Linked DNA regions of Homo sapiens: regions 2 and 3 are each linked to region 1. A link is a loop called in an ENCODE intact Hi-C map of the cell type or tissue named here. Cell type or tissue: A673. All regions are shown on one strand. Each heading gives the region's core, and the rest is flanking DNA. Links, peaks and the distances in the headings are about the cores only.

Region 1 (10,819 bases), core at 1,700-9,699:
TTACCTTCTCTTGCACTTATTTCATTCACTCATTTATTCATCCATCCATTCTTTCATTCATTTTAAATCCAACTTTCCAGGTATTGTAGCCTATAGGAACTTGAAAATATTTCTTGAGTAAAGAAACAGATGAATGTAATTTCATTTATTTCTCATGATAACAATCTGATCAAGTAGATACTATTCTTCTATTGCAGATGGGAAAATTAAAGCTGTGAGATTTTGTCACTTGCCTAAGGTCAGGAATCATATTCAAGTCTATCTCTCTATCTCTGTCACCCAAGCGTTACACACATTGCATGAATGCCTTTATATTTCTGAAATCCTGGGGAGGATAGAAATAGAAAGTAGTAGGTTGGAAAGTAAGTGGTAATAGTCTCCTTACAAAGGCTAGCTTCATTTTTCTATGAATGAGATCCCTAATGTGTATATTATGAAAAAGTCTAAGTAAGAGGACAATAGTTCTGCAAAATACCAAGCAGAGGAACAAGGGCCTCTGCTAATCAGTTCCTGAAACTTGCCTGGGGCTTGCAGCTGGAAAGAAGGAAAAGATTGCATCCCAAGGCACAAAATGACTTACTGCAGATGGTTTCAGATATTTCCTAGGTTGGGAAACTTAAGAGAAAAATAAAATATTAAGGTGAGGGTTGAACTAGGACATTAAACAATGCTCAATAGCTTTGGGCAATCCCTCGACACTTGCTTCCATACTTCTTACTTGCAAGCAACCTTTCCCTTTCTACCACTTTAGCCTATTGTTTATTACGTACCTTTGCTTCTATATTGTTGCTGCCTTCTGAAATAAAATGTTTCAGTCCAGAGATCATAGAACTTCTGGAGTAACAGGACCCATCTCTCAGTGATTTCCTCTTTATCACTTTTCCAGAGGTAGCTCCATTACCACCCCTGATTCCTTCCGGATACTTTTAAAACTTACTTTTACTTTTACTTTTTCCTACTCTCAGAAACTGCATAACTCATATCTTTTATTTTTCAGCATCCCTAAAGGTCATTATATATTTAAATATTTTCCAATTTATTCCATCCCTTCCCATTTTGCATCAAACACTCTTTTAAATTAATGACCTTTTTTTTTTTTCAAGTTCATAACTACTAAATATCTGAAAACACGCTTTGGAGGAATATAGCACCCCCAGTAGGGAGATGGGTTAATTTGGTGCCTTTTAGATACTCAAAATGGAATGGGATTTTCTTCACTTTTTCCATTTTTACAATTTGCTTGAAAAATTATAAAACACTTTATTGAGCATAGTACATTAACCTTGCAAATATGCTAGTAAATCTGCTGCCTCACCAACTTCCATAAATATAAAAATTATCTCTGTCCTTCAGAAAGATTTTAATTACATACTATTATTTTCTGAAAGCACCTCCTGTTTCAAATTGAAACAGTCCTTAAAATGCAAGTACCCTTCAGTTAAAGTTCCATGAGAAGCAGAGCAGAAATCGGGGCCAGTGCTGTGGCTGTGGGCAGGGGTCAGGTCAGGTTCAACTGCACATTTTTATCTACTGACCTCTCTGGCCCTCTGATCCTTCAGGTCACTGGCCATTGCTTCTTACTGGGGGACAAAGAAGGATTTTTATTTTTCCAGTGCCATTAAGACCCTGGGTCTATTAGTAGCTTCTTACGTAGGGAGATTACTAGCACATATCTAGGATAAGACCACATTATTCCAAATGATGCAAAGGTTATGGATTATTCTTCTTGGCCTGGATAAAAAATAGCCAAGGGAAATGAAATGTACAAGATTTCTCCCAAAGCTGAGAAATGAATGATGTTATCTGTTATGATATTTACATGTTCTTTCAGTAAAACAAATCCAGATTCAATCATTCAGGCAACACTTTCTGAAATCATGATAACCTCTTAGAATAGCCTGCTAAATTTTGAGGTGGGAGAAGGGGGCATTTTGTTATCTCTCTGGCCAAGACTGTTACCTACATCAGTCTCTCACTGGCATGGCTGTGATGGAAAGCACAGGAACCAGCCCCACAGTCAGCCCAATTATTCTGGCCCTGACTATGGCTTTGGCTGAGTGATGATGAACTGCAACTCTCAGTGGCTGCTTTGCTCAGAGTAAATCCCTCGATAGCTTCATTTTTAGATTAGGGACAAAATCTTAAAGAACAGGTTTTTTTTTTTTTTTTTGTCCCTGCTTCATGGTACTTATAGCTCAGAGAGATGGGAGGTACTCTTAACTGTCTCAAAAAGACTTTGGAATGAGTTAAATTTGGCCAGATCAGATAATGCTATCATTTATGTAGCGTTTTCTGTGTGCCAACCTTTGTGCTAAATTCCTTACATGTATTTTTCTCATTTAATCTTGTAACAATCCTATGAAATAGAGGCTAAATGATTGCCTGAGGCTACAAAACTGGCATAGGGAAAACTCAGACCTAATGGACTCACACCTCTAATCTTAACACTATCTACAATATCTCTTGGGAGATGGACTAAGAGAGATGAAATTTCTGCTCTAGAAGAGTTGATGCTTCTCTACTTCCTGTAGGGCAGACCACACAGCACTTGAAAAATTATGCTTCCTCCCTCCCCACTCCTCACCCCCACTGTCCTGCCGGATATTGGGTTGTCAATAGGACATTCTAAATTTAGCTTCCTGAATCTAGAAATTAAATGACAACATGATCCATTCAGAGTCCTGTTTCTATAGGCCTGGGCTTTTTTGGCCCTAAGGGCAAAAGAGTTGCAGGTGACGTTTCTTGTGCTTGCCAGACTCATGAATGCATAGTCTAGGAAGATTTAATAACTAGATAGCTTCTCAACTAGTTAAAGCAGCTTAATCATACCAGCTGAGAAAGAGGGTATAAGTGCCTTACATCAGGCCCAGGCTTCTGCTGGCCAACACTTTGTTTTCACTGTAATTCTAGAGGTCAGGTTTGGGTTGAGCATGTATGTGCATAGGTAAACGTGGTGTGTATGTATAAATGAGTGTGAATGGGGGTCTGGGGTGTGAACATTATCATCTCTTGCTTGTTTCTTTCTTTTCTGCATATGAAACTGTGACAAAACAGGTTATTTATTTATTTATTTTTGAGACGGAGTCTTGCTCTGTCACTTAGGCTGGAGTGCAGTGGCGCGATCTTGGCTCACTGCAACCTCTGTCTCCCGGGTTCAAGTGATTCTCTTGCCTCAGCCTCCCGAGTAGCTGGGATTACAGGCAGGCACCACCATGTCTGACTAATTTTTGTATTTTTAGTAGAGACGGGGTTTCACCATGTTGGCCAGGCTGCTCTCAAACGCCTGACCTCAGGTGATCCACTCACTTTGGCAAAGTGCTAGGATTACAGGCGTGAGCCACCCACCGTGCCCAGCCCTTTGACTACTTTAGATACCAATATAACTGAAGTAGCATTTGTCATTTTGTGACTGGCTAATTTCATTTAGCATAACATCCTCAAGCTCCAACCATCTTGTAACTTAGAATTTCCTTCCTTGTCAGTAACTGAATAATATTCTCTTGCATATATACCACATTTTTCTTATCCTTTCAATGAATATTTAGGGTGTTTCTACCTCCTGGCTATTACAAATAATGTTGCAATAAACATGGCAGTAGAGATATCTCTTAAAGATCCTGATTTCAATTCTTTTGTATAAATACTCAGAAGTGAGATCACTGGATCATATGATAACTCTTAATTTTTACATTGTTTTGAGGAACCTCTTTACTGGTTTCCATACTGGCTGCACCATTTTACTTTCCCACCAACAGTGCACAAGTTTTCTAACTTCTCTACATCCTATCCAACACTTGTTATTTTCTATTTTTTCCTCTCTCTCTCTCTTTTTTTAATATGACCATTCCAACAAGTGTGGGACAATGTTTCATTTTGGTTTTGATTTGCATTTTCCTAATTATTGGTGATGTTGAACATCTTACATATACCTGTTGGCTTCTTGTATGTCTTCTTCAGAGAAATGTCTATTCCAGTTCTTTGCCCATTTCTTAGATCAGGTTTTTTGTTATTGAGTTCAATATTCTTCAATTTGTGAAGGCTTGTTTGTGACATATTATGGGATTTATCCTGGACAATGGTTCATGTGCACTTGAAAAGAATGTGTATTCTGTTGCTGTTGGGTGGGGTATTCTGTATATGTCTGTTAGGTCCATTTGGGCAATAGTGTCTTTCAAATCCTCTGTTTTCTTATTCATCTTGTATATGGATGTTCTATCCATTATTTTAAGTGGAGTATTGAAATGCCCTACTATTACTGCATTGCTGTCTATTTCTCCCTTTTGTTCTATCAATATTTGCTTCATATTTTTGGGTTCTCTGATGTTGGGTGCATATATATATATATATTAATTGTTATATCTTCCTGGTGAATTGACAGTTTTATCATTATATAATGTTCTTCTTTGTCTCTTTTGACAGTTTTTGATTTAAAGTCTATTTTGACTAATATAAATATGGCCACTCCTGCTCTCTTTCAGTTACTATTTTCATGGAATATCTTTTTCCATCCTTTCACTTTCAGCCTGTATGTGTCCTTAAATCTAAAGTAAATGTTTTGTTGATAGCATATAGTTAGATCTCATTTTTCTATCCATTCAGTCATTCTATATTTTTTGAGTGGTGAATTTAATTAATTAACTTTCAAGTAATTATTGATAATGAACTATCACCATTTTGCCCATTGTTTTCTGCCTTGTAGCTCTTTTATCCTTCATTTCTTCTTGTTGTTTTCCTTTATGTTTCATTGATCTTGTAGTGACATGCATTGATTCTTTTCTCATTTTCCTTTGTGTATCTTCTAGAGATATTTTCTTTGTGCCTACAAAAAGCATCTTATAACAATCTATTTTAAGCTGACAATTCTATTGCATACAAATTCTCCATACTTTCATTTCTCCCCTCCACACATACGCATGTTATTGATGCCACAAATTATATCCTTTTATAGCATTATTCATTAATGTATTTTTATAATTATAATTATTCTTATACATTTTAACTTCTATCAGAATAAAAAGTGATTTATGTACTGCCATTGCAGTATTACAGTATTCTGTATTTATTAATATATTTACCCTTACCAGTGAGCTTTATACTTTCATATGCTTTGATGTTGTCATATGGCATTCTCTTACTTAAACTTCAACTAATTTGAAGTTTTTAGCTTTCTTATAAGGTAGGTCTAGCACTGCTGAACTCCCTTAATTTTTGTTTATATGCAATGTCCTTATTTCTGTTTAATTTTTAAGGAATATTTCTGCTGAATATAGTATTCTTTACTGATAGGATTTTTTTCTGTTAGTACTTCACATAGGTCATCTCACACTCTTCTAGCTTGCAAGGTTATTGTCAAGAAATCTGCTAATAATCTTATGATTACTCCCTTGTATGTGATATATTGCATTTCTCTTGCTCCTTTCAAAATTTTATCTGTTTCTGACTTTTGGCAATTTGCTTATAAAATGCCTTGGTGTGAATTTTTGTTTGTAAAATACTGCAGTGTGAATTTCTTTGAATTTATCTTAGTTGAAGTTCATTGGGCTTCTTGAATCTGGATGCTGATTTTTTCCTCCAGACTTGGGGAGTTTTCATTCATTATTTCTTTTAACAAGCTTTTTGCTTCCTTCTCTCCTCCTTCTGGAATTTCCATAATGCCTATATTGCTTGATGAAGTCCCATAAGTGCCTTAGGTTTTCTTTACTTTTTTAGTTCCTTGTTTTCTTTTTGTTCTTCTGACTAGATCTTTTCAAATAACCTGTCTTTGAGTTCATGGATTCTTTCTTCTGCCTGGTCAAATCTACTATTGACTATCTCTAATGAATATTTCAGTTCAGAGCATTCTCCAGCTCCAAAATTTGTTTGGTTTTCAAATATATATATTTCTATCTCTTTGTCAACATTCTCATTTTGTTCATCATTATTATTTTGAACTCATAGAACATTTTCATGATGCTTATTTTGAATTCTTTGTCAGGTGATTCATATACTTCCATTTTTAAATTATTAATTTCTGAAGATTTATATTGTTTCTTTCCTTGGGCCATGTTTTCTTGTTTCTCTGTGTGTCTTACAACTTTTTATTTGGGTCCACACATTTGAAAAGACAGCCATCTTACCCAGTCTCTATAGACTTGCTTTTACTGGGGAAGATCCTCACCCATCAGTCAGGCTGGGGGTTAAGGGTGCCTCTGAAATCTTTTGGGGAAGATGCCACTTCTCTGTGCTTGTGAGTTTAATTTCTCATGTGAAGAGGAGAGAGGTATGCTGGTTTCTTTTGCAGGAGTTTATAATCTCTTCCTCCATCTGGTGTCTGTTGGTGGCACTGCAAGTTCCCTGGTTTTATAGCAGCAGACTACCAAGCTCTCCCTTTTTCTTAGTAGCTACCAAACATCCAAAGTATGCTGACTTTCTGCCAGCACTGTGAGTGAGGCATTATACCTATCAATTCCTCAGGAAACCCTCTGAAAACTTGAACACTGAACACACACTCTGTTACTCTCTCTTAAAAGAGAAGCCTCAAATTGTGTTCTCTTTCCTGACTACAAAAGCTGTAGCAAGCTGCCTCTTTCCATGCTTCTGTGTTCTCAGTTGCCCAAGACACTCAAACAAGGCCAGTTCTGTTAACACTCTAGGTGAGATGAGACAGAAACCAATCATTTGGGCAGCCTCCAAAGAGCCAGATTGTTGGACTCACATTCCACTTTTCCTTTTCCCCTTGATGAAGAAATTGCGAGCCAGTGTGTTCTCTTCTGGGGGTTCTGAGTTGTGTTGGCTTGTGGCAAAGGCTGATGCATATAAAATGAAATTCTTCTTCTTGACCATTTGAGTGCATCTATTTTTGGCTTTGTGCTCACCTATGGTGGTGCAACTTCTTAACTGGATTCTGGATTTCTCATAAAGATATTTTGGTGCATATATTGTTAAATCAGTGTTTCTGTGGAAGACAAGGACTGGTACTTCCTATTTTGCTATCTTGTTGATATCACTCCTATGTAAGTCTTAATTTAGATAATCTATGTGAGATGCTTAACATATTTTTGATATATAGTATCTGCTTAGTATATCCTATTGGCTAATTACTATTATCACAATCATCTTCTCCTTTAAAGAAAATGTATATCATTCCTGAATACACTACACTTCCATTTTTTTTATTGTCTCTCCTACCTGGAATGACTTTTCCTTCCTTTTTTGCCCAGTGAACTCCTACTTAGATTTCTAGAACAAGCCTGAATTTCACCTGCATTGTGAGTTACCAGAGAATTACTCCCCCTTCTAAAATATTCATAGCACTTTTTTCATTTTTATATTAGCATTCATATAACATTGTATTATAATAGGTTTTTATCATTATGTGTCTCCAAACATTTTAAGGAGAGGAGCACTACATAAATTTATCTGTTTCTATTCATGATGCCTATTTTTTTTTCTTTTCGTCCAGTATCTAGCAAGGCCATCAGTATAAAGGGCTTATTAAATGTTTACTGAGTGAATTGTGTAGAGCAGTTTTGCAACTTTAACTTGAATTCCTAGGAACCTGATCCTAATTCACATTAGCAAAGATACTAAAGTTTTGAATTTTTTAGTTTGTTTGTTTTTTCTAATCTGGACTTTTTGACTTTAACTAAAATTTTTAGCTGGAGTGAAATGGTAAGCTCCTTGCCCTTTTAAATCACCATTTGTGCAGCCTTATTCTAATTACCTTAGGCCTCTTCCATTGTGGCCATCTAATCTTCTTTATTTGGATCAGAAGTTCATCAATACATATAGTTTCCCTTTTCATCGTCTCTTCTGGTTCTTCTGTGTTTCTTCTACTTATGTCTTTCATTAAATTTTACAATTGCCAATGGACTTATTTTATAGGCCTCTAGGAAAACAGTGAATACATAGGGTCACAGAGAGAATGTTTGATTGGAAGGGACCTTAAATATTGTCCAAATGTTGCCTTCATATTTACCAGAGGGATAGAGAAACTTGTCTAAAATCACTTGGACATTTAGAGACAGAGAAGACATTGCCTCATTATATGTTTAAAAGGGAAGCCACTTTTGAAAGATTATTTCCTTTTACATAAGATAGGCTGATAAAGTAGGGAGAAAGTTTGTTGTCCTGCAGAATTCTTTGAGTTTTTTAGGAAGGCATTACAGGGAAATACAATATGCTTAAAAATACCTACATTAAAAATTATGCTTAAATAAATGTCGGGTCAAATTGGGGATAATCAGAAGCCCATTTTATTTGAGTCTTTGCAACTAAAGTCCTCCTAAACATAGGGTCCTACTTCTCCCTTAGTACTACAGTGCACTTAGATCCAGGCTAGAAAATCCCCTACACTTTGACAGGCCCTGCTCTGGCCTTTCTCTTGCTATGCTCTTTCTTATAAGAAATTCATGAGACCATTGGGACATTCCCTCCCACAGCCAATACCCACTCCACAATACATTCTAGACCATGTTCTAGGTATATGAGACTCCAAAATTCCCTGCCTGTGGGGCTCATAGTCTGCTCCTTGGTTCTGCCTGGGTTTCCTTCCAAGTCCACTCTTTGAGGGGTAGGCCATATCCCAGGTATGTGTGTGTTCCTAGGCCTGGGGGGTGAACAAGGGGGAGCTATTTTTGGAGAGTGTAGAGGGAGCTTGGACACATGGGCTACGGTGTCCACACATGTGTTCACAAAGCTTCTTGTGCTGTGGGACAAAGTCAAATGTAAAAAGAGGAGAGGGATCACTACAAGCCAGGGTTCAGAATTCAGCTGTTAACACTACCACTTTCTGGCACAGAACTCAAAGGTATTCAAGAATTATAAATTCAAACCTGACTTCTATGCCATTTTGGAATAATTTTATAAGTTAGAAGATAGAATTTTTTAAGCTTGATTTGTAGTTTTAAAGTATGAGGCAGTTAAATGATGGGCCTCCATTTGCAATTTTGCTCCAAGATTCACAAATGTTATAGAAGGCCCTATCTGTCTTGGTAATATTAAGTATTATAAAAATACTATATTTGATATTGCAAACTGTATAACAATAAAATTATTTGAGAATGATGGATCAGAGGCATTGCAAAAATTTTTGGAGTGTAACTAATATGAACTGACCCTGAAACACATTTTGAAAGTTCTTTGAATTAAACACTGAGTTATTGGCTTATTTATTAAAATTTCATTTTTAATTCTAAAAGTGGAATGCCACTGATTGAGTGTTCCAGTTAATTGGGTCAATTAACCTTTTTCTGAATAATATTATTTATTAATGCATAGAATATGTTGACATGCCTAGTGCAGAAAAACAGGAATATGATGGACTGAATAAATGGAATGGGTTTAATAAGGCAAACCAAAATTGTAAAATAGCATTTAACCTTGCTATTTGGGAGAGAACTTCAGATCCAAAGGGAAAAACAATGAAAGAGAATTGAAGAACATTAATGATGATTACATGTGATAGAAAGAAACAGTAACAGAGAAGGATAACAGTACATCCTAGAGAGCATTAAAAAGAAAAAAAAACATGTAAGGGAGTTTGCTAAACTGTTATGTGAGATGTATGAAGAAGTACAGAAAACAGGTGTCTGGAGATGGGCACATGCTGCCTCCATGATCATAAAGGGAACCTCTGTCTTAATTCTGGGCACGGCACTTAAAGAACAGTCTGGACACATGGGGCAAAGCTAGATGAGAGTGAATGGAATGGTAACATGTCTGATATCTCTCATACAGAGGGATTAAGGGAACTCATTGGAACAAGTGCTGCCTTCAAATACCTGAAAGACTGCCACATGCAAGGGGATTGAACTTTGTAGTCTTAGAGAACATAAGAACAGAGGACAGGAAATCACACGGAAATGGTTTTGAACCAACATATACATAAACATTTTTCTAGCACTGAGAGCTCACCAATAAAGTGTCATGAGAACAGATAAAATTTTTGCCGTGTTCACAGTTGGATCGCCAGTGCAATTGTTCTCAAACATGGATGAACATCTGGTGGAGCCTTTTGAAAAAATAGGCACACTCAGCTTCCCTCATGAGAAATTCAGATTTGGGAGTCCTGTGGGGGTGTGCTCCTCTGGAGTCCTGAAATGCTCCACAAGGATGCAGACGTGCATCAGGAGTTGAGAACCACAGTCCTACTGTGAAATACAGGACCTGGCAAATGCTAAAGGCTTATTAATTTCTTGATTCTAGACCTTTGAATTTGTTCTCTCTGTCAAGAACATTATTCCCCAGGCTTCTGAAAGTTTTACTCCCTCACTTCACTTGGTCTAAAATAGGACCATCTCCCATCTCTTCTTGACTTTTCTTTCTCTTTTTTGTACTCATTCTTTATCTAAAATTCTATTCATCTATCTGATAATTGGTCTCCTTGCCACTACAATATAGGCTCCATAAGCACAGTAACTTTGTCTTATTCTTCGCTGCATATTCAGTGTTTAGAATGAAGTCTGAAAAATAATAAATGCTTAAGAAACATTTGTTGAATTAATGAGAAGATAAATGTATGAATGACTGCTTATTTGTTGACTGTTTGACTGACAAATTGAATGGTACTCTTCTTTATGGGAAATATATTCAACCCCACGCTTGCTGACCAAGCAACGGTGCTTTGGGAGAAATCACACATCATAAAGGACATTGATCTCAAAAGTTTCCCAGCCACAAAGAATAGATAGGGCATGGTGAAAAAAGAAGATGAGGAGAGACTTGGCATAAAAGACAGCAGAATTAAGAAGGAACTAGAGAGCAATGGAGTGAAACAGCCTGCTGAGAAGCTGGCTATGGCAGCTGACTTGTTGAAATATTCACCACACTCTGAAATAAC
Region 2 (10,819 bases), core at 1,447-9,446, 89 kb before region 1:
GAACACCTTAAATTGGAATTCCAAACTCATTATGCCATGCTGTGTTCTTACTTGGCAGGTGTGTTTCTTCACAGCAGTATACAAGGGGAGGTGTAAGGTGGGATCTCTCATACTGATTTTTTCCCCATCAAGGTGCTTTTTTAGTTTAATACCTACAAATAACTTGTGATGATGAAAGAATATCATGAGGCTGCAATGACTGTATAAGGGAAATTGTTAACTAAGCTTAATTTGTATCTTGCCTCTTCAGAAGTCAAAGCTTTCTCCAGATAGGTGGGATAAGGGCTTGGTGGTGCTTGCATGGCTAGTAACCAGTGTTTAGAAGTGAATGTCAATACTATCAAAACCTTTTCTTTGGTTTTGTCTGAAAGATGTCAAAGAGAACATGCATACGTAATGCCTGGTAAATATGGTGGAAAATGTAGAGAAAGGAGCCAAGGAACAGGTTAAAATTAAGGTTCATACTTTTTGGGTTATCATAAGACATTTGTCAGGGGCTGGTACTATCTCGATGATTTAATACTTGGGAGAGTTTTTTTTGCTGTTGTTTTTTGTTTGTTTGTTTATTTGTTTCCTCTATGTACTACCACTTTTTAAAAAGGACTCTCACTCCATACAGTCTCTGAACCCAGAACTAAGTTCCCAAAGGAAGGACTTCCTTCCTGTCTAAACACAACAATGTTTCTCACAGTCGACTGCTATGCCCATGTTAACTGGCACATGAGGCAGACTCGAGAGCAAGCAGTGCTGCCGTGCACTCTAAAGACCAGAGGAGCCTGTGTCAGTTTTCTGTCCATCAAGATCCTGGTCTTCTCACCCTTTGGGGCAGCATGCCAACATTTTCTGCTGCAAAATTTCATTGAGCTCCTCTTAGGCAGCTTTATTCCTTTTAATTAAAAAGACAAGACTGCCAATTACTTAAACCTAATCCCCAAATGTAACTGTTACTTTGAAAATTTTTTTTTCTATAAAGCTCATAGAAGAGCAATATTTCTATCAAATTAAAATTTAGTGGAAGCTTGGATTTTTGTTAAAAAAAATATTCATTTTCAAATCCCTGCTGGCTCTAGACATCTAAATAGCACAGCAAGGCATTAAGGACAGGGAGCTCACCAGGAAAGGCTGACTGGTGCAGGCAGATCCAGATTCGAAAACCAGGAAGAGGCATTAGAAAGGAGTTCTAGGCACTAGAAAGGACTAAACATTCTCCTATCTTTAAATTGACTCTGTAGGATTTTTAGTCATTTAGCTTGAAGCTAAATGTAAATTTTGAGAGAAATAACACTTCCAAGCCCTTGTTGAACATTTAAATAATGGTGTGAATAAATTTTGGATTTATTCTTGCTAGCAACTTTTAGCAGGGGAGAGAACAACAGTTTAGGAAACAGAGTAGAAGGAAGAGTAAAGAGGTGGGGGAGATAAGACACAGAAATGGGGAGAAAACCTCCCTATTACACTGTGTCAAAATCATTGGATTGATGAGTGAACCATTGATTCCACATGAAATATTGGTACAATTATCCCGCTTGAGTCTCTAACCACTAAAGAAAATCAGAAGGAAATCAGACTATTGTTCCCATAAACGAGCCAGGGAATTAGGTATGAAGGTCAACTCAATAATTTTCATGTGTATTAATCAGAGCCAATCATTTTGTTGTAAATTGGTGCTGACATGTCTGCCTAAATTCTATTTGTAGTAACAAAGTCCTTGTTTCTGCTAACCAGTGGGAAGGAGAGACATATTTAAAAAGGGAAATCTTTCCTAGGACATACTTTATACCCTTGACCAGCAAAAAGGGCAGGTCCTTTAGGCTGATGGGTTGGCAGTCATGTGGTACTGTGTATGAAGGGCATCCGCTGAAAGTGTGTGAGTGTATATGTGTGTGCCACACAACCAGGAACTGTGTGCAATTTTGCAGCTCTTCTTAAATGTAATATTATGATATTGGTAAGAAAATAATGAAAAATATTTTTTATTTGGCCTTAGGATGCTTCTACATTAAAACTTCAGCAGTGTGGGGATTTCAGAAATCTTTAGAATCCATAATACATCAAAATATAATAAGAATACATTGAACTTATATCTAGCTGATGTCCATGCAACATGATACCAGTATACCTGCAAATATCAGTGCTTTTAAAAATTATAAGACACATGTGTATCTGAATATGATTATTTTAAATTCAATATGCCTTCTAGGAACTTGAAGCTCTCTTTTGTATATTATTTAAAATACCACTTTGAGCTTGTAGGCATGAAAAATATAATTTCTTTCCCATTTCACAGTTGGAAAAACTGAATTACAGGAACAATGCAAGTAATTATCCATGATTAATAGAGGTGTATATGTAAATCAGCCTGAATAAGTGTGTGAAATTAGATGTACCGATGCCAGATAGCTCTGCTCAAGTTTTTAAAAAATGAATGCTTTCATATAAATCTGTGTGAGTTGGGCATACATCTCACTGTGCTAAGCATATTTGAAAATAGATTTTGTAAAAATGTACAGACGTTAAAGTAACTGAGTGTTATAAGCATTGCAATACATAAAACAAATTAGATGAACATTTAAAATCCATTGAAAAGATGCATATCTAATGAACATGAATGTATACACAAGGGTGATTATTAATATACTATAGATTTGTATATGTGCCTGGGTGCAATAAGGGGTAGGTTGAAATGTAGGTGTCCTTTGATCATTAAAAAGTGTGGGAGAAAGGTGCACGTTTCTTTCTTAGGGTTTTGGGAGTTGAGTTAATACAGGCAAAAGCCCTTTAAACTCTAATGGTACATGAGAAGGCCGTTATGTATGTTAGCTGTTGTTATTATTAATATTATTACCATTATTAAACAAAGCAAAATACTGTTGTATTAAGGAGCTGAAAATAAGCTTTTTCTTTTTAATACTAAGGATGGTATTCTACAGAAAATAAATGAAACTGGAAATTATTCAGTGATCTTCACAGCATGGGATATGTTCAAAATTTTTCTCCCATTTTACCTCTCATCCTTTTGGAATTTGATTTCAAGAATGTATTACTGGGAATGCCAGGTGAGGGCAGGTACGCCCTCTCCTCTAACTGTAGATAGGATATGGCTGTTCTGATGCCAGGCCTGCCTGTAGGAACATGAGTCCCCCTTAGGGAGAAAACATGCCAGGACGACTTCAGATTTCTGCAAGCCTCGCTTGTTTGTGGTTTGGATTTTAATTTCTTTCTAAACTTTAATTTTGGGAGTGGGGGTTTGTTTTGTTTTCTGAAAAAGCTTTGGACAGCTGTATTAATCATGCAAACCCAGCCATGTGCAATGCATTTTATCAATGGAAAAACAGGGATGGAATGGCAAGCAGCTGTGAACAAACCTGGTGCCATGCCTGAACCTGAAAGATAATCTCAACATTTCCCAAACCCACTTGCCACACGGGGTTAGTGAATGGAAAGGCTGTTCACTTGGGATAAATAATCAGATGGGAGGCAAACAAGTGAGACACATTCCAGGATTTGTTTTGTTTTGTTTCAAAGTGGCAGTGATCAGAAAGGGATAGGCTGATTGAGTCCAGAGAGCCCCACGCTCAAGGGAATTTTTCGCTTGAGAGTTACATAAACAAAACGGTTGTTTGCCCTTGTCTTTGCCCCTTGTTTCACGTCTTTTTAATTTTCTGAGGCTGGTTTCAACACTTCATTCTGAACCTACGGTCCTCAATGTGAGAATGTCTCTGGGTGCACTTCCATTATGAAGAAGAGCTAGGCACAAGTAAACTGATGGGGAGAAATGTTATCATTGCTCAGTACCCAGAAACCTCAGGAAACAATGTCAACCTCACAAAGTGAGAAAAGTTCCCCCAGACATTGAGAGCTGACTCTTTCCTCATTTTGCAATTCAGTGGATTTTCTGCAGCAATATAGTAGGAGGTATTTATGCAAATTTATGCAATTCAGGACTCACTTCAGAATAAATAAACCTAAATTAAAATTAATGGAAGAAAACACCTATCAGAAACAGATCAAGGATAGAACACTATTTTATTTGTATCTTTTAAACTAAGGAGGAGGAAAGCAAGCTGGTTTTATATTTTGTTTTGTTTTTGGCAGATGGGGGAAGGATATTTGAAAATTTCTGATTGGACACAGCCAATATAAATTACCCATTGGTGGAATTCCAGTATTATTATTATCACTGCAGAAAATCAAGCAATATGATGAAGGAAACCCAAGGGAAATGCATTTGATTTATTGAGGCTTGTTTTTGTTTAATCACAGCTTGAAGGGGTTAGGACTACATTCCTGCTGCGACTCTGCTGTGCATCCCCAGTCATCTTGATGAGCCATGTAGAGTGGGGATAGGAGGGAAGATCCTCCAATGAGAGATATTAATAATAAAGCAGCTGAAATGAAACATACATCTTTGTGAGGTTGGAAATTAGGAAAGAAAGTTTTCCTTTTTATAATGGGAAGGCAGAAAAAATCTTTGTAACTTTTGAAACACCCACTTTCAAAACACCTTAACAAAATTAATTGCCTTAAAATTTTTAGGCCATTTTACGTCAACCAATCTCTAAGAGACAATTGATATTTTAGGAATGAAATTTAAGAGTTCATAAAGATGGTGACAATATATGATATTCAATTAAATGAAGATACCTTGCATTATAGCTATGACCACAGTGAGGCATGCTTCTCATAGATATTTGGGTACTTAACTGGCACCATAAAAATGCTTAAGCATCCTATTGTTAGTATTTCTTTCAATGGGAAGCTGCATTTCGCTTGGGTTAACCTCGATTGGAAAGAGGAGAAGAAAAGTGATTCAATCCCTAAGAAGTTAAAGTCCTTGTAAAGAACAGAAAACTTAAGAGGGGACTATCTTTGTATAGCAAACTCTCACGCCAGCCATCCGTCTTAATGAACAGCTTTTCAATTTCCACTAGCCGAAGACCAAAGTATTAGTATAAGATAAACTATATTCTCTAAAAACTATTGGATCTAAGAAAGCTAACTACAGTCTACCTACAATGTAAAATCAAACTAGGGTCATTCTCCAATCAACAGTTCAGTTTGTGGGAAATATGAAGTTCAAGAAAATCCCTCGTGTTCCATCCCTAGTCCAGACTGTTTTTCAGTATCCGACAGCTGTCTTTTGTGAATGGTGTCTGGCTTCACTTTGTTGAAAGTTACCTATATCATAATGCACGATTAGATAAATACTTGAGTTGGTGGCTGCAGAACTGCTCTCACAAATGATACCTAGAGTCACAGTGATAATGTACAAAGCTCATCTCAGATGGGGCACGACCTCTTTGAAAATGCTATCCAATGGTACAAATGCGTATGTGTGTGTTTTTCATATCAATATATTTGCAAGAGGGCAACATGATAAAGTGATGTCAATCTCTGCAGCAACACTAGAACATAAATGTGTTAAAATAATTGTGGTATGTCAGGAATTCAAAATGGGATATTTTCCATGAACAGTAAGTATCATGTCAAGTCTAAAAAACAGGCACATTTTAACAGTCTTATTTTTAGTGGCTGGGATTAGAAACAGATTTCATTGTTTTAGGGAAGTTTTTTTTTTTTTTTTTTGCTATTCAACAGAGTTATTCTAAGCTTTCATACTAAAAATAGTTTGTCCTCTTTTTAAAATTTGATAATAACTCTTATTAAACTGTCTAGTTGATCCTTGAAACCTTGCAATCCTTAGTTCGAAAATAATTAAAATATATTTGCATATGTGAATGCATATACATGCAAAACATTGCATTATTGACACTGAATATCTACACACAAGTTTGCAAGAGTTTATAGTTTGGACAAATGTTAATGAAACATGATTCATCTTCAAACTTATAAAACAGCAGCTTTCTACCTTTAATTCTGAGCACATTGCCTTTATGGTGTGTATGATAATCTTGCTTAATTGGATTTATTTTTTCCACGCCAGGTCCCGCATGGCCTAGTTTCCGTTTTTTTCTCAGGTCTTTGAGTCTATTTGCAAATCACTTTTCTGGAATTTAATTTCAATGGTAGGTTGGTTTCATTTCAGATTTTTTATATTGTTTTAATTTTATTTGCCAATTTCCCTTTAAATAGCCTTAAGCTAGAAAGTTGTGGCTGCACCTTGCGTCTAAATACGATGTAGGAGGCAAAATTTAATTTGAGTGCATAGAAAGTTTATGAAAAGGAATTCTGAATGATTATCTTGTTTTTTCATTTATGTTTTCTAAGACAGGTACATTTAAAAGGAAAGAAAAAAAAACCATGAATTGGCCAAGATTTTAAGAAAAAATAACATCTTTGTTATAATCCGGTTGAGTTGATTAACCTTTAGCAATATATACATTAATTTTTATAAGTAATACCAATGACTTCAGATTCAGACTGTATAAACTTCCAACTGTGAGGGTAGTCAGTCAGAGAATTGGTATTTTTGTGGCTAGAGAATTTAACTGGCTGTGTCCCAAATATGTGAGTTCCTAGTTCCTTGTAATAAATATTGACTGTAGAAAAAAATTGCTTGCTGAGTTTAGTATTGCCTTCACAGCTACTGACCAATTTGAAGATGAGTCAGATAATAGTCTTGTTCCATGCCTATTCAACTGGTGTTGGAAGCAACTAATTGGCTTTTTAAAAAAGGTTTAAGGGAAAAAAATGATTTATATTGTATGTGAATTTTTTGAATGTGTTTTCCCCCCTTTGTGTGTTTTGCATGTTAAAGATGATGGAGAATGACCCAGGAAGAGAGCTACAGTGATAAAAATCATACTGACCTTGAATGGGGTGGGGGATTGTGGGTAAAACACGTTCTAAAGGGGAAAAAATAGTAATCATCATGGAGATTTTAAATATTATATATATGTATCTTTCTCATGTTTAGTTATTCAAACAATTATACAACAGATGAATTTCCATGCTTACAGGATCATATCTCTCATAAAACATTTGTCTGTACTTCCTATTAACATTAAACTATCAAAGAAATTTATTAACAAAATTAAAAATGCAGAGCCTTTAAAAAGTTTAGCTAGTATAGGAGGACAACATCAGATTGTGATAACCCTACATACAGAATCCTACTGGAAAAAACCCACCACCAAGATTTTAGATCTTTTAGAGAGTTGAAGTTGAGGGTATTTATAATCGTGATCAAATTCAGGTGATACATCTTGGTCTTGGTTCTCGTCTCTTTAGCTCATGATAGATGAACGTGTGTCAGCTACAGACTTCTTTCCTCTCTCTAAGCCGTATAGTTCACATCAGCTTTAGCCAAGCATTTGAAAAATTTACTGTGGACAATACTAGCTCAACTTTTCCCTTAGGTTTTTACTTTACATTACTGATACCAGTATAGGAGTAACATCAAGGTAATAAATTCTTAGCATGTTATAATTTTATTTTTAGTCTATTCCTTAATTCCCCCTCTTTTTATAATACATTCTTACCCGAAATTTGATCAACCAATCAAATTTGCTTGGTGATACATCCTGTTGAGTATAATAAGAAGTACTTTTCTTTTGAACACTGAGGTCTTAGCTTAAAAGTATCTGACAGTCCCATACATAAGCTACTGACCATAGATAGAATGTACTGACAGAGTTCAGAATTTAAGGTGGCCTTCATTTATCTCATGAAAGACCTAAGATTAAATTCTCTTCTGGGGCTTTTTCAGAAATATAGAATGGAATAGTAGGGATAGGATGTATTATTTGCTAACTCCCAAATTATATGATAGTGTAACATAATTAGCACACACTTTTCTATGTTTCTCCTAGCAGCTTGATTAAATAAAGACCAATGAGAAATGAAAATCAACAAAAATCAAAACCACAATGAGAAAGGCATATGTGCATATTCAAATCTGATAGCCTACCATCTTGTGCCTTATGCTTAAAAAGAGTAGATTTTACCTGGACTTTGGGCACTGGATACATCTGGACACTGAGAAAACTCAGTCTCCTTGCAGAGTCAGCTTTTCTCCAGCTTGGCTGAAGTTGTCACTTAAATATGAAAGTTTCCTAAGTCCATTAAGATGGAGCAGGTCAACAGCAGCCCAGTGAACAATTGTGTGTTAGTTACACAAGTGTCAAGTAGAAAAATGGTTTAAGCCTCCACTGGTTATTTGGTATTAAGTTTCTAGCTTTGAAAATAAATAGCTAAACTGCTTTTAGCATTTATGTAGCAGTTGGAGACCACTGTTCCATATTATACTCTTTCTACTGAATTTTATTTTTATTATTACTATTATTATTAGACTGTTTAAATGACTCAGCTTAATATTTTCTCATCATGCTGTTCACAGCTGGGTAAATGCACTCTGCCCTTATTTCCACATGACCATTTATATTGCTAAACCATCTTACCCACCCTCCTTTCAGTGCCTTTCAACTGCTTCTCAGCTTGTTATTACCGTCTTAGCTCCACCCTGTTATCATCGTCTTAGGCCTATCACGCCCCATTAGTTATTCTCATTCTCTTAATTCCATCCTATTCACGTATCTTTCCTTAGATGCTTCTCCATCCCAATTTTTATTCTTATTCTTTGAGCATTATTCTGCTGCTGTTTTACACTTCATGCTAGGGTTTGCAGGATCTTGTAAGAGTGTAAAGTGAAGTAAATACCACTTATAAGGAAAACGAAACTTTCCAACTTTTGATTTTCAAACTAAGGGAGGGCAGAACCCTTGGTGCTATGCACTTCTCCTTTGGCAGCTGCTACTTGAGGAGGAAAACACACTTAGCAGCTGATTGGGAGATTTTGGGAACAGAACTATAAGGTTGGCCCTATATATGCTGTGGCTATATGCACAGCTATATGCTGTGGCTCTTAGCAAGGTCTCTTAACTCTCAGCTTTGGTTTCTTACCTGCTAAGTGGGTGGGCGAGGGGAGGCGAGATGTATCCACAGAGCCCATTTAAGGAGTTTGCATCTAGTGCTTCAAACTACATGTGGGTAGATAGCAGCTTAAGCTGTTTTATTGTGTGGCATCTAAAAGTAGCTGGTTAAAAGGCTTTGCCAAGTCTTCATTCTGTGACCCAGGTTAGAGTGCAGTGGCCTGATCTTGGCTCACTGCCTTCTGCCTCCCAGGCTCAAGCAGTCCTCCCACTTCAGCCTCCTGCGTAGGTGGGACCATGGGTGCACGCCACCATACCTGGGTAATTCTTTGTATTTTTGGTAGAGATGGGTTTTTGCCATGTTGCCCAGGCTGGTCTCGAACTCCTGAGCTCATTACAGGCTTCAGCCACTGTGCTTGGCCTAGGCTTTGCCAAGTCTTGACTAGCATCATCAAGTGCTGTATGTTTAAACAGCAAGCCTTTCCGATAATAAAATGCTTTTTAAAGAAAATGGGGAGGCCCTCATTATAAAGACTCCCTCTAGTGGTGGATTACTCAGGTAGCACTTGAAATTTAGTCAACTATGGCTTTACAACTTAATGATATTTTAAAGTTTAAAAAGAAAATTAAAAACACCTCCTACACACGGATGCAGCAAAGCCCAGTGTAGATTTTTTTTTTTGTATTTTTATTCTTTTGTACTCAAAAGCCTCAAAAGACCTTTATAATCCACACATTTTTCTAAAGTACAAGGTAATCAATCAGTGGGATTGTTCTTTAATGTGTGGGAATATTCTCCTCCTTATTCTCCTCCTAGACCAAACGCTGACTACTAGGCTAAACGCTGACTACTAGGCTGGAATATTCACTGAGAACATCAACATGCCAAAGAGAAGCCAATCATCGAACTAACCTGGTGGTAGCAGGCTACTGGGAGTTAATGAAAATGGAAGTGGGAGGCAACACAAGCAGTGCCCTTGGGTGGGAAGGGATGGAGCAGTATAAAGACAGTGGAAAGGCCTCGTTGAGTGAAAAAAGGAGAAAAAAAAATAGATTCTGCTCACCTCCTAACTTACAAGATATATCTCCTAATATTTATGCCCACATACACAGATGCAGATAATGTGTTGATTTAGGGCCTAGACTCTTGAAATAGACTACCTGAATTTAAATCTCAAGCTCAGCCTTACTTAGTTGCACTAGTCACTTAACTTTTCTATGCAATGGAGAAGCACAAGTACATAGTACGGTTGTTGTGATGCATGCCTGTAGTCCTAGCTACTCAGGAGGCTGAAGCGGGAAGATTGCTTTAACTCAGGAGTTCTGGGCTGTAGTGTGCTATGCTGATTGGGTGTCTGCACTAAGTTTAATATGGTGGCCTCCCAGGAGTCAGAGACCAACAGGTTGCCTAAGGAGGGTCGAACTGGCTCAGGTCAGAAATGGAGCAGATCAAAACTCCTATGCTCATCAGCAGTGGAATCATGCCTATGAATAGCCACTGCACTCCAGCCTGGGTAACATAGCAAGACCTGTTTCTGACACAAAAATATAATTTTTAAAAATCAGATCATGTATCTGAAACATTTAGCATAGTACATACTGCAGAGTACATTGCACTCACTTAATAAGAAGTGACAACCTTTAAATTATCACCCATCACCCTTTCTTCCTCCATGTCCGTTATTTTAAATCTAACTCAACAAGAGCATGAAACAAGATAAACCTATCTATCACCTTTGTGGGTGAATTTTAGTTATCAGTCTGGAAACACAGTCTGTTATGTTACTTATGCAGATGGTGGAACTTGTCTTGGTATCACTCGAAGTCCAAGTTTTCATCTATGTCATGCATATCCCCGTCTGAGAAAGACTAGGGAGCTGAATCCTTGGCCATACATTGTGCCATTGGATTAATGTATTCAAAACTTTAATATAAGGTAATGCTTAGCCCAAGGATGAAGAAAAAGATATACAAGGCATTACTTGGTT
Region 3 (10,819 bases), core at 1,846-9,845, 61 kb before region 1:
AACTGAATTTAAAACATTCAGAGACACCCCTGGGCCCTCCCTGTTGTCATGCTTCCTTTCCCTATTCCCTGGATCCTCCAGTTGAAACTCTTGCATTCCCTGGCCCTTCCTGATTAGTCTGTTCTAGTCACACCCAGGAGACTTTTCCCACAATGCATTATCTCTACTGCTTCACTTGAGAATTTCTTACCAATTCACAGAAATTTAACAGGAAATGGGAGCTTTTCTGTTGTTGGAAAGCCAAAGCTCCAGATTGTAAGTGTTGCAGGGACCATGCCTTACTCATAATATCCTCATGAACTAGCACAGAGTTTGGCTCAGATTAGTCACTCCATAAATGTTTGTTGAGTTAGCTTGCTACAGACCCAATGCTGGTGCTTCTCCAAAATTCATATGTTGAAACTTAAGCCCCAAAGTGATGACGGTATTTGGAAGTGGGGTCTTTGGAGGTGATTAGGTCATGAAGATGGAGCCTTCATGAATGAGATTAGTGCCCTTATAAAAGAAACTCCAGGCTGGGTATGGTGGCTTACGCCTGTAACCCTAGCACTTTGGGAGGCCGAGGTGGGCAGATCACTTGAGGTCAAGAGTTCAAAACCAGCCAGGCCAACATGGTGAAACCCCGTTTCTACTAAAAATACAAAAAAATTAGCAAGTGTGGTGGCATGTGCCTGTAATCCCAGCTATTTGGGAGGCTGAGGCAGCAGAATTGCTTCAACCTGGGAGGCGGAGGTTGCAGTGAACTGAGATCGAGCCACTGCACTCCAGCCTGGGTGACAGAGCAAGACTCCATCTCAAAAAAAAAAAAAAGAAAAGAAAACAGAAACTCCAGAGAGTTCCTTTGCCTCTTCTGCCACGTAAGGACACAGAGAAAAGAGAGCTGTCTCTGAATCAGGAAGTGGGCCCTTATCAGACAGTAAATTTGCTGGCACCCTGATCTTGGACTTCCCAAGCTCCAAAACTGTAAGAAATACATTTCCATTGTTTATAAGCTACCCAGTCTATGGTATTTTTGTTATAGTAACCTGAATGGACTGAGATAAAGCTGAACTGAATTAAGAAATTCAAAGAGATACTAGAGTCATTGTCAGCACTTCATGTAGTTTAAGAGAATAGAGCTAAGTATTGAAAAGTGGCTAAGTATTTCTGTCAGAGAAGTTGGCATAAAACTCCACTGCCTTTTAATGACCCTAATAGAGTTCTCTTTTACTGGGGAAGAAAGGGTGTGCTGCATACTCTGCTGTTGAAGGACTGCACAGGGGCATCTCTGGCCATGTCCTGAGGAATTATCTGCCATGTGGAGTTATCGTTTTGGAAACCAACAGAGCTCCCTGTGGACACAGGCACGATACAATCTTAGCAAGTGCCGTTTCTTGTTTTAAGGCATGGAATACACCAGCTGAATCTTGAGTCACAAAATTCTAAAATGCACTCAGATTCTCCTGTTCCTTTCTTTCCCTTTGCCCCCACGAGCCTGTCCCCAAGAGGGCAACTTTTCTCCACTTCCTTCAGTTCTCTCTGACTGGCTGCTCTCAACCCCAGGGTCCTACCAATAATGTCTTTTATTCTCTCAACCTTAAAAAGACTCTCAGGCCAGAAATGGACACAAAACCTATGGTTTAAGTTCTCTGGTAGACGAGTTCTATGGCCACAATTTGGGTCTTTCTCTTGTCCCTATCTATTATTTTTTGCCCTTACAGAAATGTTTACTTGAAATGCAAATTTCAGTATTTTGGTATTTTAAACATCTCAACCAATTTCCACAAGCCTGCTCACATCGCTGAGTGTTATGTTTATTCTGGGATCTAGTGTTTAGTTTAAATCTCCCTTTGCTTAATGTGTTTTTGTGTCTCCTGGCAATATTCAGCTACCAGGCTAAATAACTTCTCATCCTCCTCAGTGTATGCACCTTTTAAACTCTTGCACATAATTAGCATATCCCTTCTTAGTCACTGTTTACTCAAGTTGTACATATTAGTTCTTTTAATATTTCTTCATAAGTCAGAAAGAAGGGCCTAGAGCTAATGGCAAGAGAAAAGTGTTCTCTCCTGTGTTCCCCAATGTGGAGGCAAATCAGCCAGGAATAACTCCAATTAAAGCATGCCAGGTGCTGCCTTCTGAGTACAGTGCCTTCGGAGTTCCATGCTTTAGTGAGCCCTGTAGTTGCTATGCAAAATGTTGACTGATTTAGATTTATAAGGTCAACCAGGCATTTGTAAAAAGGAGCCATTTGAAATTAAATATATTTCCATGGTGCTGCTTTCTCTCATTCCCTTTCTTTCTCTCCTCCCTCTCCCTCCTTCCGTCCTCCCATCTCTCTCTCTCTCTCTCTCTCTCTCTCTCACACACACACACCCCACAAAAAGCTAGTTATTTACATATAAGATTTTACTGTTAAATGTGTGTGAGCAGCACACACATTTCCTCACCCTCAAATATTTGCTCACTAAGCAGAACAGGACTAGCCTCAAAAACTTCCCAGGACATGACAACCAGCCCCATATTTGGAATTAAAAATTTTTTTACAGACTATTGCTCTAATAATCATTATAGTACCTGTCTTTCCTTTTATTTGAGATACAAAGAATACAATTTAGGAAACTTGCTAAATTGGAGCACTTTGTGACTTTAAAAATATAGAATTCCAAGGAAAGTATGTTAGGAAATGAATGGATCATTTTTTTCACTGTTCTGAGAAGACTTTTATAAGTATAGCATCTCGGTAGATCAATCTTTCACAGATAGGAAGATGTGCTTGAAATGGGGTTGCTATTCCTTTTACTCACCTACGTTTGAATATTTACATGCAAGTGGCTGTAAACACACTAGCTATAAACACAAACATACATACAGTTTAATGAAAAGCAAAGAACTAGAATTTATCTTGCAAGGTGTATATGTGTGTATATTTGTGTTTGTGTGGGTCTGTGATTGGAAATGTGAGTGAAGTAAGTAAGCAAGAAAAGCAAGCTATGAACTTCTACCTAAGAAAATTAAAGGAAAAAAGATCACGAATCAGTGATGCCATTTGAAGTTTCCTGTGAGAACTTCAAATGCTGTACCATGTTTCTGTTCTTACAGTATGTTTCATGTTTTGCTTTTGTTTTCCCCTAAGGACATGCTCTCACCTATTCCTGTTTTTGCTTTCTTCCCTGCTTTCCTGCACATCACGTTCTACACAAAAATGCTAAGGAAAGGAAGAGAGAAAGAAACACAAGAAATCTAGAAAAGATGCCTGCAGTAGGGTTCTGTTTGTATTTCCAGCCATGTGTCTCTCCAGATTATTTGAGGTTTTTGCTTCTCCGCTTCACATTCCACCTGAGAGACCCCTTAGTGTTTGACAATGTTGCTGTCCAAAGGCTGAAACCACTTCTCATCCTCACTTTTCACCACTGGAAGGGAGGGGTGAAGAGTGGTAAAATGATCCCTGATTGAAAGAAGGCAGGGAAGGGGTAGATGCAGTCGTCAAAAGCAACAACCACAGGAGGATAAGGAGACACAGGGAAGAACAAGGTATTGAAGGGGATGAAGAAAACAAAAACAAAAACAAAAACGGAGAGATGTGATATAATGAGAACGATTTTAGGGAAGAGTTGGAGGAATGGAAATGAAAGGAGAGAGAGTTTTCTGAAGAAAGAGGCATATGACTGTTTAGACATTTGAGCTGCATGCAAGGGAAGGGGTGGGTTACTCTGCTATAGAAATGTTCCCTATTTGAATAATAAGACACAACAGGGGGTGGATTATGCAAATTGGCCCCATGCCTTCTGCAACCCCAAAGGATGTAGTTAGTACCCAGAAACCAGTGACAAGAACAATGCCAGGGAAGATTCACAACTGGCTTTGGCTCTATGAATGAGCATGGGCCAAATGAAAAAGAACATCCTGGGATTATTCTTCCTGGCATCCAGAGAGATCCAATTCATTATGATTTGCATTTTTGCTTTCACATATAAAAAATAAGCCAGCTGAAATAGTTTGAGCTGAGTTTCCAGCCTGAGGCTGCCATGCATGCATCCTTTTTTCAGTCCTGGGCCATGACATTCTTTTATTGTATTTATACTAAACCATTACCCCCTACTTGGTGTCAGTTTTTAGAAACTGCCCTGCCCTTCTAAATGTGATGCTTGAAGTCAGAATCCCCTATATTTAGTTCTCTGAAGGGGATTGTACTGAGAATAGCTATGGTTACATTGTAAGGCTTTACCACTGTAAAAACCACATTTGGTTTTGATCATCACTGTATCCCTTCCCTAGTGTGTAGCACAATGTCGGAACCTATTAAAAGTTTAAGAAATATTGTAGAGTGAGTGTTGTATGAGCTACCTCTTAATAAACACTTGCTAGGCACTGTGCTAAGTGACCCAGATATATTATCTTATTTAATTCACGATAGTTTTAAGATTGCTTACAGATGTGTAACACATAGGAACACAGGTTTAGAGTGGTCAAGAAACTTGCCCAAGCTTATAATGTTAGTAAGGAAGACATGAGCTTTGACCCAGGTCTGTGGACGTTTGGGACTCATGTTCCGAACTAAGCATGCCTACTTTTATCATTAGAATGCTGAAGGATGCTACAGTTGGCTGGATTCTTAGCTCTCAGAATCTGCTTTATTTCTTTCTTTCAAGTATAGAGTGGGAGATTGAGAATAAGACATGTGAGAAATTTCCAAAGCAATGCAGCTCAATTACTGATAAAGAAGGTAAAAAGACAGGCTTCATCTTTTATGAGGTTTGTCCACTTCACTTAACTTCCTTATTGAAAAGATCAAATGAACCAATAAATGAGGGGAAAAAAGTTGATCTTTAAAAATTTAGCCTCTTAACCATTTATTTTTAGGAGTCCCTCCATTAGCAATAAAAACCTATTGGTACACAAAAATGCCAGCAACCAGCAAAGGAGCTACAGAGACAGTGTAGAGTAGACTTAGTACTAGAGAAGATTTCTGGGAGAAATAAGTTTTCAGGAACTTAAGAAATGCAAGTGGAGAAAAAATTAGGGCTGGCAAATTGCAAAAGGGTGTGGCAATCTAGAAGTCTCCGAGCAGGAAAAATGAGGATGGTGATGTGTGAGGACATGCACTGGGATGTGACGGGTGGTTTGAGGACTCTGGATTTGCTATGTGAGGTACCACTACATCTCCTTTAAGCCTGCCAGCACCCACAGGGTACTGAGTACAATGGCATTATTTTGTAATTTGTTTTCTTCCTTTTTTCCTCCCCTCCTCCCCTCCCTCCCTCCCTCTCTCCCTCTTTCCTCCCCTCCCTCTCTCCCTCTTTCCTCCCCTCCCTCCTTCCTTCTTTCTTTCCTTCCTTCCTTCCTTCCTTCCTTCCTTCCTTCCTTCCTTCCTTCCTTCCTTCCTTCCTTCCTTCCTTCCTTCCTTTCCTTCCTCCCTACACACCATATAGGAAACATGATGTGTAAGCATAAAATCGTATGAAAATTCTATTTGTTTAAAGTCCTTTATACACCAACACTATTTACTCTCAGTGCCTGTTTCTTGACACTGAGTACTAACGTGTATTTTGATGAGCCTTCCTGTGAATTACTGTGAAAGTGGAGATGGGCTCTTCAAAGATTTCAAAAAATTGTGATCAACCTTGTTTAACTGACGGTGGCTGCCTGGGGAATGATGTTGAGAAGGATTCTGAGGCGGTGTCTGGGCTCAATGAGAGAGAGTGGCACTGTCCCCCTGGCGGTAGGAGAAGGAATGTGGACCCTGTACACAGACCCTCACCTGCCCTGAATTTCCTGTAGTCCACTTGGTTTTCTCAGGTATGAAGAAATGTATTCTAAATGCAGTGTGTAGGTTGGAAGCTAATGACTTCCTAAGTGTGAATGCAGGTGGAATCACTTGGCGAATTAGGAGGGGGTACTTATTTTGGAGTGAAGATAATGAGTTCCATTCTAATATGGTTGGTATTAGGTTTTCCTGGGACATACTGTGGAGTATATTCTATAGGTACTTGGAAATATGGGGTTGGTAAGAGATTTTAGCTAACTGTGGATTTAAATTTGTAATCTACACGAGTTGTAATTCAAATCACTGGAGCAGGGACTGCAGAACATTTGTAGGATGTAGCTCCTAAAGCCAGCACCCATTCTCCTACTTCATTTTTATGACCTCGGGTGCGGGGAAGAAGAGCAAAACTGAAAACAAAGGATTGAAAAAGCCCCATATACTTAAAAGAGTCCTTTGGGAATAAAATAGAAGTAAAGATTCCTGCAGATGTTAATTGTTTTTTAGACTTTTTCTTAAAACCTGGGGGCAGGGGGTTGTTTGGCAGGGACAAATATTAGAATTGCTGGACAGAGTCAGTAACAAACAAGATCACTCACCATTGTCATCAGAACTGTGGGGGTATTACCAGACCTGTTATTAGCAACTCTGCCATGGCTCAGGATTAAATATCAAGAGAGATGAGAGCAGCAGTTGCTGTTTTTAAGAGTCACATAAATCAATTGGCATTTAGTAAGTGAATGTGTTAAACTCAGCAGGGTGATTGCACTATGGAAGGATTGCTAGGCAGAGTTTTGAAGCTGCCACAGAAGCCTTTGAAATGTAATTAAAACAAAGCAGACAATAACCCCGTCTAGCCCTTCACCCTTTCTTAACAGAACCTGATGTTGCAATGACCTCATATAGGTTCACCCTAAAATCCCAGATCTACTTCTTCAGCTAGGCCCAGTGCTGAATGAGTTATTTGATCCAATTTGGAGAACTGTTCTTGCTTAAAGTCAATACATAAGTAATGAAGAGAAAAGAATGGTAAGGAGTGGGAGCAGGGCAGAAGAGGAAAAGGTTTAAGTATGAATTAAAGTGATGTTCTTGGAATGTTTCCATTCAACATAAGGTGGGTAGCTCAGGGGTCAAAACAAATTAAAGGGTCCAGCCATTGGCTTCTTCATTTTGACCTAAAGGTACAAGCTAAAAATTACTCCATCAACATTCATTCTAGGTTGCAGGCCTCTGCTTACCAGCACCCCTCAATCTGGGCTCAGGATTTTTAGCCTTTCTGTAAAGCAGATGGATCACAGTGGGAGTGGGGGTCCCAGCTGCAGTGTCAGGAGCGCAGGTAGAGGTGGCGTGGGAGAGAAAAGAAGAGAGCACTTGCCTGTTCTTGAAAGCAGTCCCTCTCCCAGGCTGGGCCCATGCGCTCCTAGAAGGCTATGAGGCCAGTGGGCCAAAGCTTAATAGGAAAACAGCAGCGATTTGTCTCCACTGCTATTTATGTTTCAAGTGCTTGACAGGCTGTCAGTGCAAGTGAGGGTCACTAAATTTACTGCCTTTCAGATTACTGCTATAGTCTCGAACTTGACAAGTCACTTCATTTAAAAAGCGCTGCATGAGGATGTTTCCTGCACTCCTTTTTAAATAAAAACAAAGGGAGAAGAAAAGGCCACCTCAGAGGTTTAAATGGTTGAAATAAAGAAAGTCCACAAGACTCTCTTACCCTGAGGGGTGGACCTCAGAGGGAGAGTGCTACTTTCACACACTCACCTCTAATTAAAATGGCAAGTGAGGGAGAGGGATGACCCCAAGGTTTTTGGTTTGATTGATCTGTGTACTGGATGATATTTTTATGGGTGGTGGTGGAGGGGTGGGAGGGTAATAATTGAGTTTTTTTATCTATTGAATTGGAATGCTTAAAGGACATTCAAATGGAGATTCCTTCTAAACAATGGGATTCAAATAAAGGATAAAAATGTGTTGTATATGTGTTATTCATATACAACACATTTGCATATACATATATATTGTATATATATATAAATAAATGTTTACATAATGTTAACAATCTTACTTCTGGGTTATGGGATCAGGAGGCCCAGAAGTGTGCGGTTAGGGAACTTCTCTTCATTTGATGCCTTCCTATCCTGCTTGAATTTCTGACATAGATTATATATATATTACCTTTATAATGCAATATTTTCAAAGAAAACTGAATTTAATAATTGCAGTGTCAGTGAAAGACATACCTATTCTTCTGGCTGTATCCTAAGGGCAGGTTTCTCAGAATGAAAAAGAAAATCTCTACGATTTTTCTATTTCTGGCATAAGGGAAAAAGAATGATTAGGAAAATTAGACACCAATTCCAAATGACAGGAGGCATAGTAATAAGCAAGTTGATATTATATAAAATCAGAACAATTTTCTAATTAGGTGGACAAAAAGTTTTCATGACTATCCATGGGCATTGTGTGTTGTAACCTACCTCCTGTACTGTTCAACTGTGGCTATTAAAGAATTGTAACCACAGGTCCAGTCCACTTGGCCCCCAAAGCAGTGAGACTTGAGCCTGGCCAATTGTTAGAAGCACTTTGCCCATGATTGAGAGGTGTCTGGACTTAAGAGTGCTGACTCTGAAGGTGACAGGTAGCTGTATGTGCACTCAAATGAATTTTCCTCACTATTCTCCACTCCATGGCACGTTGCCTGATTGCTCTTTGATCCTTGTTACTGGCAGTCAGATTGCACTCCAGTTCCCAGCTGGGACTAAAGTTGAGCTAAATTATAAACTTGACCCATCATTTAGTTGTCACCATCACTTTTCCTACAGGGCTGGACCCTTCTTGCTGTATTTTATAGCTGACTAATAGCCTGCTCACATTGGTGCAGCATCATTCCCTAGAAATCTCTGTGCTTTGGTATTATCCCTTTGGATCTGCGTATTCTGAGAACAAGCCCAACCTGAGTTTCCCTAATGATATGAACTATAAATCTTACAGGAAAGGGGAAAAGTTCTGAGGTGGAGGTAGAAAGAACTCATCCTTTGTTCTAGCTCAAGTCTTCTAAACTCCCTCAGCCCAGGAAACACTCAGCTTATCTTCCTTTCTCGTGGGGAACTTCTAAGTTCCCTAGTGTCCTCGCACCACCTCCTAACCCTCCCAGCCTAAACAGTGTGAACCGCAAAATGATTTTCATGAAAGTGTATGATTAATAGAGTGTACATGGAGAATTTTCATGGATAGAGAGAGCTAACTAATACCTGCCATACAAACGGTCAGGCTGTGCAGTATTTTTCTAATATAAATAGCACAGAACTTAGGATCTCAAACAAGCACTTAAATGTACTCAATCATTTGTTTATATGAGAGAAATACATTATTATGCAATGTCTTAGCCCTGTGCTGAAGCTATTTCATCTTATTCTTGGTAGTTGACCAGAAGATTGACCCCCTCGCCTCCTGTACCTATCACATAAGATCTCATTGCAACCACTCAGAATAACTGTCCAGAGATAATTTGCTAATGGATGTCAATGTACAACCTATCAAATGCTTAAGACACTTAATAATTGCAAGGCATATCTATTTGGTATGCTACTATCAGTTTATTCAAGTCTTTGGATTCTGTCCAAGAATCACATATTTAGAAAGCAGACCATTTTGACCATAATTATTTCAGTACTTCCTAGAAATGGCTTCACTGAAGTGAGACCATGGACGTTTCTCTAAAGACTATTTAAAAATTACCCCTTTGAACACATTTTCTATGCATTTCATAAATTTCAGTCAAACATATTGTCTAACATATTACTCAATACCCTTTATAAAAGGATTCTTTAGTTTCCAGAAAATAAGTCTCTGTAGATGTCTTTTTCAACTCTTGCTACTATTTTGAAATAAAAAAGAAGCTATGTGAATCTATTTATTTTCCCTTTTGCTTTCACTTTAAAAAATTACACAGATATAGTATCCAGATGTGATCAGCTTATCTCAAATTCTGATCAGCATCTGTACAGGTGTTTCTCAAACTGTGATCCATGGACCACCTATATAATAATCACACTGGAAACTGCTAATACATGCAGATCACTGGGCTCTTTCACAGACTTACTGAATCAGAATTTCCTGGGATGAGGCTCAGGAATCCATTAGTTTATAAAACCTACCAGGTGATACTCCAGAACACCTACATTTGGTAAGCATCCTTCTGATCTTACTAGTTTGGCATTCAGAAACATATACCTTTTCTTTTCTTAAGGGAGTTAGGTTAACCCCAGACACAGAAGCCATCTTGACCCGGGATCAGGGATCAATCCAGTATTTAGATCAGGAAAGACTGAAGGAGACAAGTTAAATTATGAGGAGAATCAACATTCTGCCTTGAGCTCAATTCCCATTTCTGAACTAACAATTCAGTCTCCATTTGTTGGGTAGCACTTCGTGTCACATGGATTTTTTACATCTTCTAGTTTATCTATATAGGCTTCTTCTTTTCTCTCTCTGTGTCTCTTGTTAACCAATGAAGGAAGTGAAGTTTAGAAAAGTTAAGGAACTTTCCCAACATTACACAGATAGTAAATGGCAGAGCTAAGATGCCTGTGTGACTCTGGTGTTTTAATCAATCATATCATATTTGTAAAGTCTCAGCTCTGTTCCTGAGATTGATCCTCATTTGCCTACCAGTTCTAGACACTAGATTCATGACAAAAGCCAATGCTGACTGCTTTCTGGCCTACCTGGAACTCCAAAAAAGCCTGGATCTCAACTCCCAATTGTGGGTTACCCTTTTCTTTCCTCTCCATCCTACAGTTCTCAGTGTTGCCTGGTATAATCACTAGATTTCCTTACTGTAAAAATCACTGAGAATAGGTCATTTACACCCAAAGTTGAATAAGAAAATGTACGTTACCTTTCTTGGTTTCATTATGCATGGATTTTGTTACAAAAGCACCTTTGATGGGTGGATAAGCTGTTGGTGAACTTGGAGAATGACAGATGGAGGGCTACTGACCTTCTCAAGTGTTGGAAGATCATTAAGAGTAAGTTAATCTGTAAATAGATGAGAAATGTAAAGTTTCTTTGCAT

What was found. Hi-C counts contacts between places; a loop is a spot of excess contacts. Peaks named below come from ENCODE experiments on the same cell type or tissue, not always from the same donor. Only the 100,000 strongest peaks of a DNase experiment are listed, where the experiment ranks them.
Region 2: it touches region 1 in a loop (6-fold over the local background); 6 of 110 quality-filtered maps call a loop at or near these places.
Region 3: a loop joins it to region 1, with 6 times the contacts of the local background. A loop is called at or near these places in 2 of 110 quality-filtered maps.

The regions. Positions count from the first base shown.
Region 1 is chr3:115,916,555-115,927,373 of GRCh38, forward strand. All of the region lies in intron 3 of LSAMP (limbic system associated membrane protein), which reads right to left. The region is part of intron 1 of LOC124906269 (a long non-coding RNA gene); the gene reads left to right. Among named protein-coding and RNA genes, the nearest start is that of SNORD155, 17 kb to the left of the region's middle. In A673, for the core only: a CTCF peak has its summit at 6,317 (motif pointing left); DNase peaks (open chromatin) are centred at 2,517 and 6,297; H3K27ac peaks cover 3,635 bases.
Region 2 is chr3:115,827,792-115,838,610 of GRCh38, forward strand. The region is part of intron 6 of LSAMP (limbic system associated membrane protein); the gene reads right to left. The region is part of intron 1 of LOC124906269 (a long non-coding RNA gene); the gene reads left to right. It also overlaps the pseudogene RN7SL815P. Among named protein-coding and RNA genes, the nearest start is that of SNORD155, 72 kb to the right of the region's middle. In A673, for the core only: CTCF peaks have their summits at 4,669 and 9,367 (motif pointing left); DNase peaks (open chromatin) are centred at 4,260, 5,930, 6,490, 9,340 and 1 weaker place; H3K4me3 peaks cover 584 bases; H3K27ac peaks cover 7,623 bases.
Region 3 is chr3:115,855,823-115,866,641 of GRCh38, forward strand. The region is part of intron 3 of LSAMP (limbic system associated membrane protein); the gene reads right to left. The region is part of intron 1 of LOC124906269 (a long non-coding RNA gene); the gene reads left to right. Among named protein-coding and RNA genes, the nearest start is that of SNORD155, 44 kb to the right of the region's middle. In A673, for the core only: a CTCF peak has its summit at 5,713; DNase peaks (open chromatin) are centred at 3,759, 5,139, 5,559, 6,489 and 2 weaker places; H3K4me3 peaks cover 1,651 bases; H3K27ac peaks cover 7,544 bases.